Regions from separate parts of the Homo sapiens genome. Here region 1 is linked to region 2. A link is a contact called in ENCODE Hi-C or POLR2A ChIA-PET data. All regions are on one chromosome and are shown on one strand. Each heading gives the region's core, a stretch centred on a gene start or an enhancer-like site at or near the end of the contact. The rest is flanking DNA. Distances are from core to core; before and after follow the strand shown.

Region 1 (6,284 bases), core at 3,483-5,982, 3.8 Mb after region 2:
CTTTGCTTTTCAGGCTGTAGAACCTGATGTCTTTTCTTCATGAATAGTATTAATACTAAAGTAGCTTTGATCCTAAGTTCTGTAGTTATAGGACTCTCAATCTTTTTTATTTTTTTCTCTCTCTAGGTTTCTAGATTATTGTCATTTAAACTACAAATATTGATTGAACACCTACCATGTGCCAGGCACTGTTCTAGGTGTTGGGGATACAGCAGTAAATAAATCAAAGTTAGAATTCATTACCCCTCAGATTTGAAGATTGTCAAATTTACAAGCAAAGCCAGTTTAACCTGACACAGCAGCTACAGCACAACACTGCAGAGCAAGGAGTAGGTATGGCTAGATTTAGGTCAATGGCTGACTTTAACTGCTATTTGATTAAAATATGAGATCATGGTAAGACCAACACAGCGTTTTCAACTTTAAAAAATGTTCGTTTTTTGAATTGTTGAAATTGATGGAGGCCTTACCTATCTCACAGTGGAAAGAGTGTTAGTTTGTAAATCATGAGATATGAAGTTCTGATCCTGACTGCATCACCAACTATGTCTTTGGATGAGATCTGAACTGAAAGGTTACTAAGGTCCACTCTAGCTAAAAAAAATCCTGTAAACTATGATTCGAATCTCATTACAATTTTTATTACCACTGCATGTGTAGCAACTTCAGGATTTAGGAAAATTATACTTTAACAAATACCATTGATAGCAGTACCCTGAGCAATGATAAGTCAGAATTTAATCTGTGATAAATACCTTTTTGTGTGTGCGTAAAGAAGAGCTGGGAAATATGTTACTGGTAGGGCTAAGTTAAGAAAACCATAAGTTATTTTCATGTTTAAATGACATCTAAAAGTGACCAAGATTTGAGATGGGTAAGGCCTCCATGAATTTCAACAATGCATTTAAAAAAACAAGCTTTTGTTAAACTTGGTTAAATCATATACTTACAAAGCCACATACAAGAACACTAGCTTGACTTAGCACAGTCTACTCAGCCCAGAACCTGTGAGCTGTGTAGCTACTACCCCCCGGTGGTGGGCAAAGATAAGTTCGAGACAAGACATTTTTAATTTTTTTATTTTAGTTTATTTTTTTTTGATACGGAGTCTCATTCAGTAGCCCAGGCTGGAGTGCAGTGGCATGATCTTGACTCACTGCAACCTCCGTCTCCTGGGTTCAAGCAATTCTCCTGCCTTAGCCTCCCAAGTAGCTGGCATTACAGGCATGCACCACTATGACCAGCTAGTTTTTGTATTTTCAGTAGAGACAGGGTTTCAACATGTTAGCCAGGCTGGTCTTGAACTCCTGACCTCAAGTGATCTGCCTGCCTCAGCCTCCCAAGGTGCTGAGGTTACAGGCGTGAGCCACTGTGCCGGCCCAAGACATTTTTAATTATTTTGATTGGGAAAGAACAAATCATCCCTGTTAAGGCAGGCTGAAATGATCATTCATTTAGCAAATAAACATACAGAGTTCTTACTATAGTCTGAAAACTGTGCTAGATACTGGGAAAACACAAACCTGTTTCTTTCCCTTGGAAAACAGAGATGCCAACAAGCAGTTGAATGCAATGTGCTAAGAACTAAAACAGCTGTACAAATGTTGTGGGAGCATAGAGGAGGCAGTTACCAGTTCTATTTAGAGAAGTTGAGGAAAACTTCTGAGATAAATTGATATTTAGATTAGATCTAAAGGCATCTTACCAAGGAATGAACGGGAAGTGCATTTCAGTCTGGACAAATATGTTCAGCATGAATAAAAATGGCATGTATGGAAAATTATGGCAATGTGATCAGTTAAGCTAGAGAAGACATCGTGGGTGAGAGTGAGGAAGACTGTATTTTTTTCTGTTTCTGTTGAGATGAAGCAAGAGAAGGGAAATTTAAATTTATATAAAGAAAAAACATGGTTAAGTAAGGGTTTTTTTTTTTTTTTTTTTTTAGGTGAAAGGACTTGAATATACTTACATGGTGAGGGAAAGGGGTGAATGGAAAATGAGTTTTAAGATACAGGAAAGAAAGGAGATAACTGATTAACCAGGTCCCTGAGGAGATTGGTCCCTGAGGAGAATCCAGGGCACACACAAGTGGATAGGAGAAAGAATAGATGAAGATGCAGATAGGAGTATGAATAGGGTGTCATTAAGTTGAGAGAGTTCACACAAACTTTATTTTCTTAGGGAAGTAGTAAGATGTTTTACCTGTCAAGAAAGAAAAAGAGAAGACTTAGAGTTGAAGGCCTGAAAGGGCAGCAAAATTTGGAACAACCATTAAAGGGAATGAAAATAAAAACTAGCAATGGCAAATCTGGGTGTTAAGGGCAAAGCTGAGACTCAAACCCATAAACTTTTAGGGACACCAATCTTTATAATTGTGTGATTTGCTTTTGGAGAATGATGGAGGGAGATGGTTGGAATATATAAGACTGGAGTCTTTTGGGTTGGCTGTGATGGAAAGACAAAGAGGAAAGGAAACTTAAGGATGCTGGCAAGAGAACTGTTGAAACAAGGAGATGGGAGGAATAAAGAGAAGGCTAACAATGTGCAGAACATGAAGAAGAACAGGTGAGGTAGAAAAGAGAGGTAAAGATAGTTAGAATTTATGTCAAGAGATTGTATGGCTAGGAAGAGTTAACTATATGGGCTTTGAAATCTCTAAAAGATTTGGGAGAAGAGGAAGAGTATAAACTAGTAAGAAGGTGAACCAGAAGCCAGAATCCTCCAAAAATGATTGCCAGTGATAACACAGAACAGAGAAAAAAAAAGAGGTACAATGTGGTGTAGTCATATGACCTAGGCTTCAGATGAGATCATAGGGTCAGAAATAAGGAACAACAAGTAATAAACCACTTTTCTGTCTTTATTTTTCTTTTAACATGTATTCAGTGACAATAATAGCTATATAAATCTTAAACAACAGAGAAATATATGGAGGAGAAAATAAGTTTCTTTCCCCCACTTAGCCTTATATCCTTTGAAAGCCTTCTCAATGCATTTACATGCATGCATATATAATTTTGGGGTGTTTCGACAAAAGTTGATAATGCTGTATGTTTTTTGCAGTTGGCTTTAAAAAATCTTGGATCTCTTTCAATGGCTAACCCTTTAGTTCAAAACATCTCATAGTAATAGATATACCATTAACCATTTCCCATTGATAGATGGTCATTTTGTTTCCATTTTTTTCACTATTACAAACAATGCTGTAGTATTATTGTACATACTTTTTTGTGCATATAAGGATTTCTCTACAATATTTATTAGTGAAACTGCTAAATTGAAGATTACGTCCAATTAATATTTTGATAAATTCTGTTAATTTCCCTTTTAAAAATGCCGTGCCAATTTACATTCCTGCCAACAGTGTATGAGATTAGACTGTTCCTCACGTCCTCGCCAGGGATAAATGTGGTAATTCTTTTTGAAATTTAAGATATCACTTTCCAAGGTGGAGCAGACAAATTAGAGGCAGGTTTGCTTTTTTTTTTTTTCTCATTAAACTTTTTTAATGGGTCTCAAAATTCTGTGACAAATTTTTGGATGTTTCCATTAAAAAGTACTGATTTAAAAAACTAATAACTTAAAACTGCCACACGCAAAAAAGAAAACCAGTGGTCCACAAAACATTCTCCTTTCCTTCTGAAGAAGAAAACCAGTGGTCCACAAAACATTCTCCTTTCCTTCTGAAGGTTTTACGATGCATTGTTTTCATTAACCAGTCTTTTACTACTGAACTTAAATGGCCAGTTGAAACAAACAGTTCTGAGACCGTTCTTCCACCACTGATTAAGAGTGGGGTGGCAGGTATTAGGGATGATATTCATCTAGCCTTCTGAGCTTTCTGGGCAGACTTGGTGACCTTGCCAGCTCCAGCAGCGGTGAAGACTGCTGCTGTTGTAATGAGGCAGGCTTGAGTTTCTGTCTCAGTTTTGCCACTTGCTATCTGTACTGTCAGGGTGTTGTGGTTAAGTTTACCTTTGGGGCGCAGAAAAAGCATATTTATGGTGAGAGTTCGGTAGCATTTATCATTATAATAGAACTGGGAGCTAATATAGGCCATTAGATAGTTCATTATGCTTCCGATTTTATCAGGAATTGGGTTGATCCCACGTATAGTCTATTTAACAGGATCAAATTTTCCAAAAAGATAATCGGAATACACGCCGAAAGTGTGGCAAAACATTTTAACAGGTGTCGTCCTGAAAAATCGGAGATAAAGAGTGTAAGGCACTAAATCAAGTTGGGTGTTTTCAGCGTTTAGACTCTGGAGAGTTGAAATCCACGGTGTCTATGACCAGATCATACATCATTCTCTGCAGGTACCTCGTCTGGGACTACCGGCTGGAGGTTGCCTCTTTTCTGCCAGGAGACTACAGTTAGGAAGTGACTCCTGTAAGAAAATCCGTCACGATTCAATATGGTCCTCGTCCTCGTAGGACACTCCAGGCACCTGCCTAGAGTAAGATGGCGCTTTTCGTAAGCACCTCTCCAGGACAGAGATTTCCATAACGAGAGTCACGCACTTGCAGGCCATCTTTGCCATTATCCAAGACGGTGAGCCGTGCAGCCTCATCGTTTCCAGGTTTCAATATGGCTCCCCGCGTCACCGAAAAGGTTAATCTCAGAAACTAACTTGAACTCGCGCGGAAGTGACGCAACAGAAGTTGTCGCGCTTTGCATCTCCGCCTCCCGTGCTCCGCCTCCGGTCTTACGTTTCGCCCCCGGCAGCGCCGACAGCGGACCCAAGATGGCGACCGAGTTGGAGTACGAGTCTGTGCTGTGTGTGAAGCCAGACGTCAGCGTCTACCGGATTCCGCCCCGGGCCTCCAACCGCGGTTACAGGTACTAACCCCGAGGCGCTGCCGCACACGCGTACTCTGTCGCAGATGACAGCTTCCTTCTCAGCTAGCACGCTGTCCGTCCCTGCCACTACTACCTCTGTATTGTCACCTTGCTAGCCTCCCTACCTGGGTTGTCATCTCCCTGACCACCTGCTCCATCTCCACTCTGGACTGTCATCACCATATTTCTGCCGTTTTTTTTTTTGTTTTGTTTTTTATTAAATTACCACTCTGCGTTATTCCACTCTGCCTCTCCCGTAATCCCCTGGGGCACCCATCTGCTCCCCATCATGCACTTTCAGTCGTGCTTGCTCCATTGCCAGTCCCCTTTCATTCGCTCTTCCCTGCGTCCTTCAGCTTATCATCCTCATCCTTTCTCTCTCTCTCTCTCTCACACACACACACACACACACACACACACACACACACACACACCTTTCCAGTTCCCCATGCACATTTATGGGTAATCGTGTTGCTTGCCACTCTGGATTATCTGATTTATTTTTTGTACTGTTGTCAATTTCGTCACCAACTGTCATCATCCACCATTCGGTTTTTCCTTCAGCAGTTTTACCAGTGAGCAAAGGTTATGATCATAAGCTTTACAACGGTTGTTCATTCTGTTTCTTCTCATTGTATTTTCTTGATGATTATATAGTATTTTCTGTCTTCCTTCCCTACCTCCCTTCTTAACCTCTCCTACACCTTTTCCCTCCAAAGTTGAGGCAGCATTTTTCTCTGTTGGGCCTAACTACCTACCTTGTAATCCAATGACTGTGAGGTTCTGAGGATGCTATAGGACATTATGTAGTTGAAAGACAGTTCACTGGGCTTCATGTTAAACCATATGAGTGTGAGCCCTTTCCAAGCCTCAATTTTCTCATCTGTAAAATAGAAAAAAAAACCTGTTAGTGATGATACCTGCGCTCTTATAATGTGCTTAACAAGGGTTTTTGGGAGAGTAAAATTAAATCATATAATGGATGTGAAAGAATGTAGGAAATGCAATAAAGCAGTTACAAATACTATTTGTTTGTTCTTTTTTTTTTTTTTTTTTTTTTTTTTGAGATGTAGTCTCACTTTGTTGCCCAGGCCGGAGCGCAATGGCTCAATCTCAGCTCACTGCAACCTCCGCCTCCTGGGTTCAAGCGATTCTCCTGCTTCAGCTTCCTGAATAGTTGGGATTACACGCATGCACCACCACACCTGGCTAATTTTTGTATTTTGAGTAGAGATGGGGTTTCACCAAGTTGGCCAGGCTGGTCTTGAACTCCTGACCTTGTGATCTGCCCACCTTGGCCTCCCATAGTACTGGGATTACAGGCGTGACACCACGCCCAGCCGTCGTTTTTTTTTTTTTTTTTTTTTGTTAGAGAGGCAGGGTCTCGTTCTATCATCCAGGCTGGAGTGCAAGTGGTGCAATCACAGCTCACGGCAGCTGTG
Region 2 (6,447 bases), core at 700-3,199:
CTGAAAGCTAATGGCTTCCACAGCAATTAGACATTTTCCTCGCCCGCCCCTTCCCTCCCCTTTCTTTACATATAGGAGATGGGATACTCATTCCCGCTGCTATTGATAAGGTCGGAGGCGGCCGGGCCTCTCCCCAGCTTTCGCCCGCCCCAGCGCCCGCTCTCCCTCCGCCCTCCCTTGGCTTCCTTTTGATGTAGTGGGGAACGCGTCCTACTAAAAAAAAAAAAAAAAAAAAAAAAAAAAAGTAATCTGCCCGGTAACAATCAGCGCGCAGTAGCAGGAGCCCCAGAGCTATTGGCTATGCAAATAGAGGGAGGGGAGACGGCGCCCCAAACTCTTCCTCACCCTTTTAAAGCGATATCCCCTCCTTTCCCCCCCACCACCCCTTCCGCCCCACCCTCGTTTAAAGAGGCTGGCTCCGGGGCCTGAGTTAATCGCTTGCACCTCTAGTTTATTCGCTCCCCTCCTCCGCCTTGCAGGGAACCTAGTGTACGGCTCACCCAGCCCGCGCCCCACCCCGCCTTGCTGGCTCTCCGCGCCCCTGCCCGGGCCCCCTCTCTCGGTGAGGGAGGCACTCAGTCGGCCTCGGTGTGCCCAGAGAGCTCGAGCCACGCCATGCCCGCTGCACGTGCCAGCTTGGCCAGCACATCAGGGCGCTGGTCTCTCCCCTTCCTCCTGGAGTGAAATACACCAAAGGGCGCGGTGGGGGTGGGGGGTGACGGGAGGAAGGAGGTGAAGAAACGCCACCAGATCGTATCTCCTGTAAAGACAGCCTTGACTCAAGCATGCGTTAGAGCACGTGTCAGGGCCGACCGTGCTGGCGGCGACTTCACCGCAGTCGGCTCCCAGGGAGAAAGCCTGGCGAGTGAGGCGCGAAACCGGAGGGGTCGGCGAGGATGCGGGCGAAGGACCGAGCGTGGAGGCCTCATGCCTCCGGGGAAAGGAAGGGGTGGTGGTGTTTGCGCAGGGGGAGCGAGGGGGAGCCGGACCTAATCCCTCACTCGCCCCCTCCCCCTCCCGGGCCATTTCCTAGAAAGCTGCATCGGTGTGGCCACGCTCAGCGCAGACACCTCGGGCGGCTTGTCAGCAGATGCAGGGGCGAGGAAGCGGGTTTTTCCTGCGTGGCCGCTGGCCGCGGGGGAACCGCTGGGAGCCCTGCCCCCGGCCTGCGGCGGCCCTAGACGCTGCACCGCGTCGCCCCACGGCGCCCGAAGAGCCCCCAGAAACACGATGGTTTCTGCTCGAGGATCACATTCTATCCCTCCAGAGAAGCACCCCCCTTCCTTCCTAATACCCACCTCTCCCTCCCTCTTCTTCCTCTGCACACACTCTGCAGGGGGGGGCAGAAGGGACGTTGTTCTGGTCCCTTTAATCGGGGCTTTCGAAACAGCTTCGAAGTTATCAGGAACACAGACTTCAGGGACATGACCTTTATCTCTGGGTATGCGAGGTTGCTATTTTCTAAAATCACCCCCTCCCTTATTTTTCACTTAAGGGACCTATTTCTAAATTGTCTGAGGTCACCCCATCTTCAGATAATCTACCCTACATTCCTGGATCTTAAATACAAGGGCAGGAGGATTAGGATCCGTTTTGAAGAAGCCAAAGTTGGAGGGTCGTATTTTGGCGTGCTACACCTACAGAATGAGTGAAATTAGAGGGCAGAAATAGGAGTCGGTAGTTTTTTGTGGGTTGCCCTGTCCGGGGCCCCTGGCATGCAGGGCTGGATGGAGGGAGAGGGGTGGGGGGTGGCGGGGGACCGCGTTTGAAGTTGGGTCGGGCCAGCTGCTGTTCTCCTTAATAACGAGAGGGGAAAAGGAGGGAGGGAGGGAGAGATTGAAAGGAGGAGGGGAGGACCGGGAGGGGAGGAAAGGGGAGGAGGAACCAGAGCGGGGAGCGCGGGGAGAGGGAGGAGAGCTAACTGCCCAGCCAGCTTGCGTCACCGCTTCAGAGCGGAGAAGAGCGAGCAGGGGAGAGCGAGACCAGTTTTAAGGGGAGGACCGGTGCGAGTGAGGCAGCCCCGAGGCTCTGCTCGCCCACCACCCAATCCTCGCCTCCCTTCTGCTCCACCTTCTCTCTCTGCCCTCACCTCTCCCCCGAAAACCCCCTATTTAGCCAAAGGAAGGAGGTCAGGGGAACGCTCTCCCCTCCCCTTCCAAAAAACAAAAACAGAAAAACCTTTTTCCAGGCCGGGGAAAGCAGGAGGGAGAGGGGCCGCCGGGCTGGCCATGGAGCTGCTGTGCCACGAGGTGGACCCGGTCCGCAGGGCCGTGCGGGACCGCAACCTGCTCCGAGACGACCGCGTCCTGCAGAACCTGCTCACCATCGAGGAGCGCTACCTTCCGCAGTGCTCCTACTTCAAGTGCGTGCAGAAGGACATCCAACCCTACATGCGCAGAATGGTGGCCACCTGGATGCTGGAGGTAGGTCGGGGGGTGGCGCTCGCCAGGAGCCAGGACCCCTCCGGATGCTCGGGTCCCCGGCCGGAGCCCTAAACCTGGGAGAGGGCAATCCCCGCGCCGGCCTCCCGGCTCCTGTGCGGGAGTTTACCGCGCGCCTTCTGGCGAGACGCGTGGCTTTATTTCTGTTCCTCTCCAGATAAACTGGGGAGGCAGAGGGGGGAGGAAAATCTGGGAGAAGCGAGGCTGTCCTGGGCGGGGGTAGGGGAGCATCCCGCGCGCGTGTTCCTGCATGTGGCTGCCTCTTCTTCCCACCCCCCTCGCGACCTGTCTTTTGCGAAGCCGCCGCGGCTGCTTGCGCTGCGGCCAGGAAGAGAGTCGGGGCCTGAAATCGGGACCCCGAGTAGAAAGGCAACCCCCCCCAAAAGGCCAGAGCAAATTCGTCTTGGCCTCAGGTCCCCGCCTGTGGTCGCGACTCCGCGCTGGCACTTCACCGGGGAGGTGGAGGGAGGAGGGAGAAGGAGAGAAACGGGGAATTCGGGAGCCCCGGAAGTCCCATTGAAGAAACGCGTGTTTCAGGGGAACCCAAAAGAACCGCTTCTTGCCCCTCACTCCAAGTCTTTGCCCAGCGAGCCGTGTGCCCACGTATGCACAGCTCTGGACCTGCCGTGGTTTCGCCATGTTGCTTTGCAAACTCCCTTTGGAAAGGCTGGGAAACGTCGCCCGCTTACCCTCGCACCCCATTATCCCGGCCACCCCACTTCTAATCGTGCCCTCTCCCCCACCCCCCACCTCACGAAGATTACTTACAGTTTGGTTTTCCAGCTTCCTCGGTGCGGAGATTTGGGTGGGGTAGGAAGGGGGGGAGGGGGTGTGTGTAGGGGGGATACCGGGTCACCCCTGAAGGAGAGGTGGGAGCCCCCCGTGCCTCTTTCCAGGGCTCTCTGCTCCCGTCTTTCCCCTCGCTCGTCACCGCGTTCCCTAGTTTCTGTCCTTGTGGGCCGCAGCCGGACACTCCCGCCGCGGCGCTCACCCCTTCAAGTTTCCTCCCGGGATCCAAAGCCCCAGGGGTCGGAATACAGACCTTTCTGGCACCCGAAACCTCTGTTTCGGGAAGCCTGGCTCTTCTTTGGGGTTTTCACGCCAAAAGGGCTTTTCTAGGATATTTCCTCGATTTTTAATTATTTTTTGAAACCATCCCCCCCTGCTCCGACTCCAGCTGCCGAGGCTGCGGCGCTCTTCCTCCTCTCCTCCCTCCCCCTCTCTTCCCCACCTCTCCTCACCCGCCCCCCCAAAAGCGGCCCCTGGGCCGCAGGGACCCCCCCAGACATTTTTTCCAATTGTCGGGAATGATAGAGGAGGATCTGGGGATCCGGATGAGACCAAGAAGTGGACCCCCGGAGCCTCCAGAATATTTTTATTGATTTTTTGAAAAGATGACGAAATCCAAAAAAGAGTGAGTGAGTTAGAGTGCGCGAAGGAGTAGCCAAAGGGAGCGTCGCGGAGCTGCCGCGGCTGCTGCGCACTTCTCCGACTCCCCGTTTTGGAGCTGTAGTTCACCCCCTTTTATAGGATCCCTGGGAATACCAAAGCACTGATGGGCTATTCTGATTCACTCCAGTTTCCTCATCTTTGTTCTTTATTCTTATCACGCATTCTGGTCCCCTCCCCCTCCCACAAAAAAAAATTAATTTTTTTTGTTTCGATAGATTACGCTTTTTTATTCTTTTTCTCTTTTGCTGATGCTATGCTCTCCACCCCCGCCCCCCAACCCTTTCCCACTCCCATTATAGGTCTGTGAGGAACAGAAGTGCGAAGAAGAGGTCTTCCCTCTGGCCATGAATTACCTGGACCGTTTCTTGGCTGGGGTCCCGACTCCGAAGTCCCATCTGCAACTCCTGGGTGCTGTCTGCATGTTCCTGGCCTCCAAACTCAAAGAGACCAGCCCGCTGACCGCGGAGAAGCTGTGCATTTACACCGACAACTCCATCAAGCCTCAGGAGCTGCTGGTAATGACCGGCCCCTTCCTCCCTTCCTTTCTGCGATTCCCGCTTTCCCCTGGCCAACAATATGCCTTCTATCACCACTGCCAGAGCAAATTCTTGGGATCCAGAATGACCCCACCAATAGAATTTACCCACTTATGGGCGATAGCTCATTTAATAGGAAACCACTGTTTATTTTTTGTGTGTTCCTACTATGTGCCCAGGCTCCGTGCCCAGCACTGAGGCTACATCTGTGAATAAGATCCTCATGGAGATTTGGGTTGGTGAGACTCATTTGCAATTGTGTATGCATGTGTGTAGGGGACGCATGGAATATTTTAATTAACAGTGATAATATTTTAATTAAATTCCAAATTTCCAAAAATAGTCTGAGAACGTGTTCACATGATAGGTATGTGGCTGTGGTGTCTCCTAAAAACTTGGAGTTCAAAGGTAATGCCCTCTATATCTACAAAGTCTCAAGATACCAACACATAATAGCTGTTCACTAAATATCAGTTCATTGACTTTTGAGCAAAGTCAAAATGTGGCCTTTCACTGAAGGAGTCCGAGGCCTGGGTTCCTACCTCCAGTGGGACTGTGACCTCTGTACAACCCCAGGGATCCTGTCTTATCTCTGCTTTTCTACCAGGGAACCTTTTTCCCACCTGATCTAACTCCTTTTCCCTGCAGCTTGACATATAAGACGACCATATTGCAGCTGTACCGCATGGAATAGCGGCTCCAAGGCCCACCTTCGGTGGTTTGCACACCCCTCTTTGCACTGTTCAGAAAAGCACCCCCTCCTTCCCGCCCCTCCCCCTCCTCACTGGTAGGGCCCGCACAAAGTCCACAGGGCTGAGGCTGGCTTCTTGAACTGAGCTCTTTGTGAGGAGCCTTCCTTTCTGGGGCTCTGCTGCCATCTAGTGGAAGACATGCACAAGGTTGGGGGAGGAATTGCCGAGAATGTGGAGAGGGGCCTGAATGACTTCACCTTTGAACCGCTGCCAGGTTTTAGCTGCTTCTGGTTTGGTCCGAGAGGCCTAGAAAGGTGCTTTCTTCTGGGAGATCTGCTTCCTTTAATAACGGTGCAAGACCAGTGGTTCGTACTCGCATTACCCTGTGAAGAGGAAGGGCTGGCATTTCAAGCCATCTTTGAAGATGATGGTGGTTTAGTAGTTTATTGGGGTGCTTTACCCCGGCTGTACACAGAAAGCCAAGGCAGATTTTAAAGCTTATGAAGAAAACATTGTTAGAATTGGGAACCAATTTGTTTTTCTCATGAGAGAGCAGGAAAAATCATCTTCATATGGTTCATTTGTTTCGAGAGGATGGTGAATTGAGATGTTCTTCAGGACACCCAAATCTTTCCAGGACTAGCCAAGCAATATATTGCTACAAACAAACTTGGCTTTTTCCTATTCCCTTTATCCCAGAAGTTGGGATTTGGAAGAGTCCTATTTTACAAATGAGAAGGCTGAGGCCTGGGAGGGAAAGGGAATCACCCCCAGCCCCACAGCTGTGGGACTGGTGCTCTGGTTGCTGGTTTAGCAAATGAAAGAGATTCCAGGTTCTCCAGGTGAATGGGAGAGAGGGTGCATTGGCAAACAGGCCCTGCCTCTCATTCTTCTGATGACAGCTCAGTGGATAGGCATATTTTCTGGTAGCACATACGATATTTTTAATGTTTTATTTTGGACCGTTTCCCTTTGAGCACAGTTTCCCGTAAGTATCTCAGTGAAAGAGGGAAACAAGGTTCTTTTTCAGGTGGGTTGCTGGTGAGAGACCCAAGAGACAGGGTTGTGTGGTCCCCACACTTGCACTGAGGGATGCTGTGACACTGAGCAGGCACCCTCACCTTGCCCCAGATCACCTCCATCTGCAAAATGAGGTTGCTAATGACCATGTGGTCCTTTAGTCATGATGACAATGGCCTGTGAAACATTTAGGGGAAAGGGCTGAGTGTCACATCCCCAGAATTTCTGCCTGATATGTAAAAGGGGAGTTTGAGCAGCAGAGAGATAAAGGCACTTTTTGGCACTAAGTAAAAGCAAGCTAATTGG

The links. A loop is a pair of places that touch in the nucleus more often than their neighbours do. ChIA-PET counts read pairs that join two places held with the same protein, here RNA polymerase II (POLR2A). Pooled maps may share reads with other maps.
Region 1: a pooled map shows a loop between it and region 2 (6-fold over the local background). The contact joins the promoter of NECAP1 here to the promoter of CCND2 in region 2. A Hi-C loop is called at or near these places in 5 of 50 pooled maps. POLR2A ChIA-PET finds 5 or more read pairs at or near these places in 2 of 52 experiments (CD4-positive, alpha-beta T cell and OCI-LY7).

Annotation. Positions count from the first base shown.
Region 1 is chr12:8,077,542-8,083,825 of GRCh38, forward strand. It overlaps NECAP1 (NECAP endocytosis associated 1), which reads left to right and starts at 4,733. Exons shown (of 8, transcript NM_015509.4): 1 at 4,733-4,842. The coding sequence starts at 4,748. RefSeq lists enhancers at 1-89, 3,995-5,194, 4,626-4,845, 4,916-4,975.
Region 2 is chr12:4,271,813-4,278,259 of GRCh38, forward strand. CCND2 (cyclin D2) reads left to right here and starts at 1,950. Exons shown (of 5, transcript NM_001759.4): 1 at 1,950-2,423; 2 at 4,193-4,408. The coding sequence starts at 2,229. It overlaps CCND2-AS1 (CCND2 antisense RNA 1), which reads right to left and starts at 4,372. Exons shown (of 2, transcript NR_125790.1): 1 at 4,247-4,372. RefSeq lists silencers at 65-256, 241-360, 1,141-1,260, 1,791-1,880.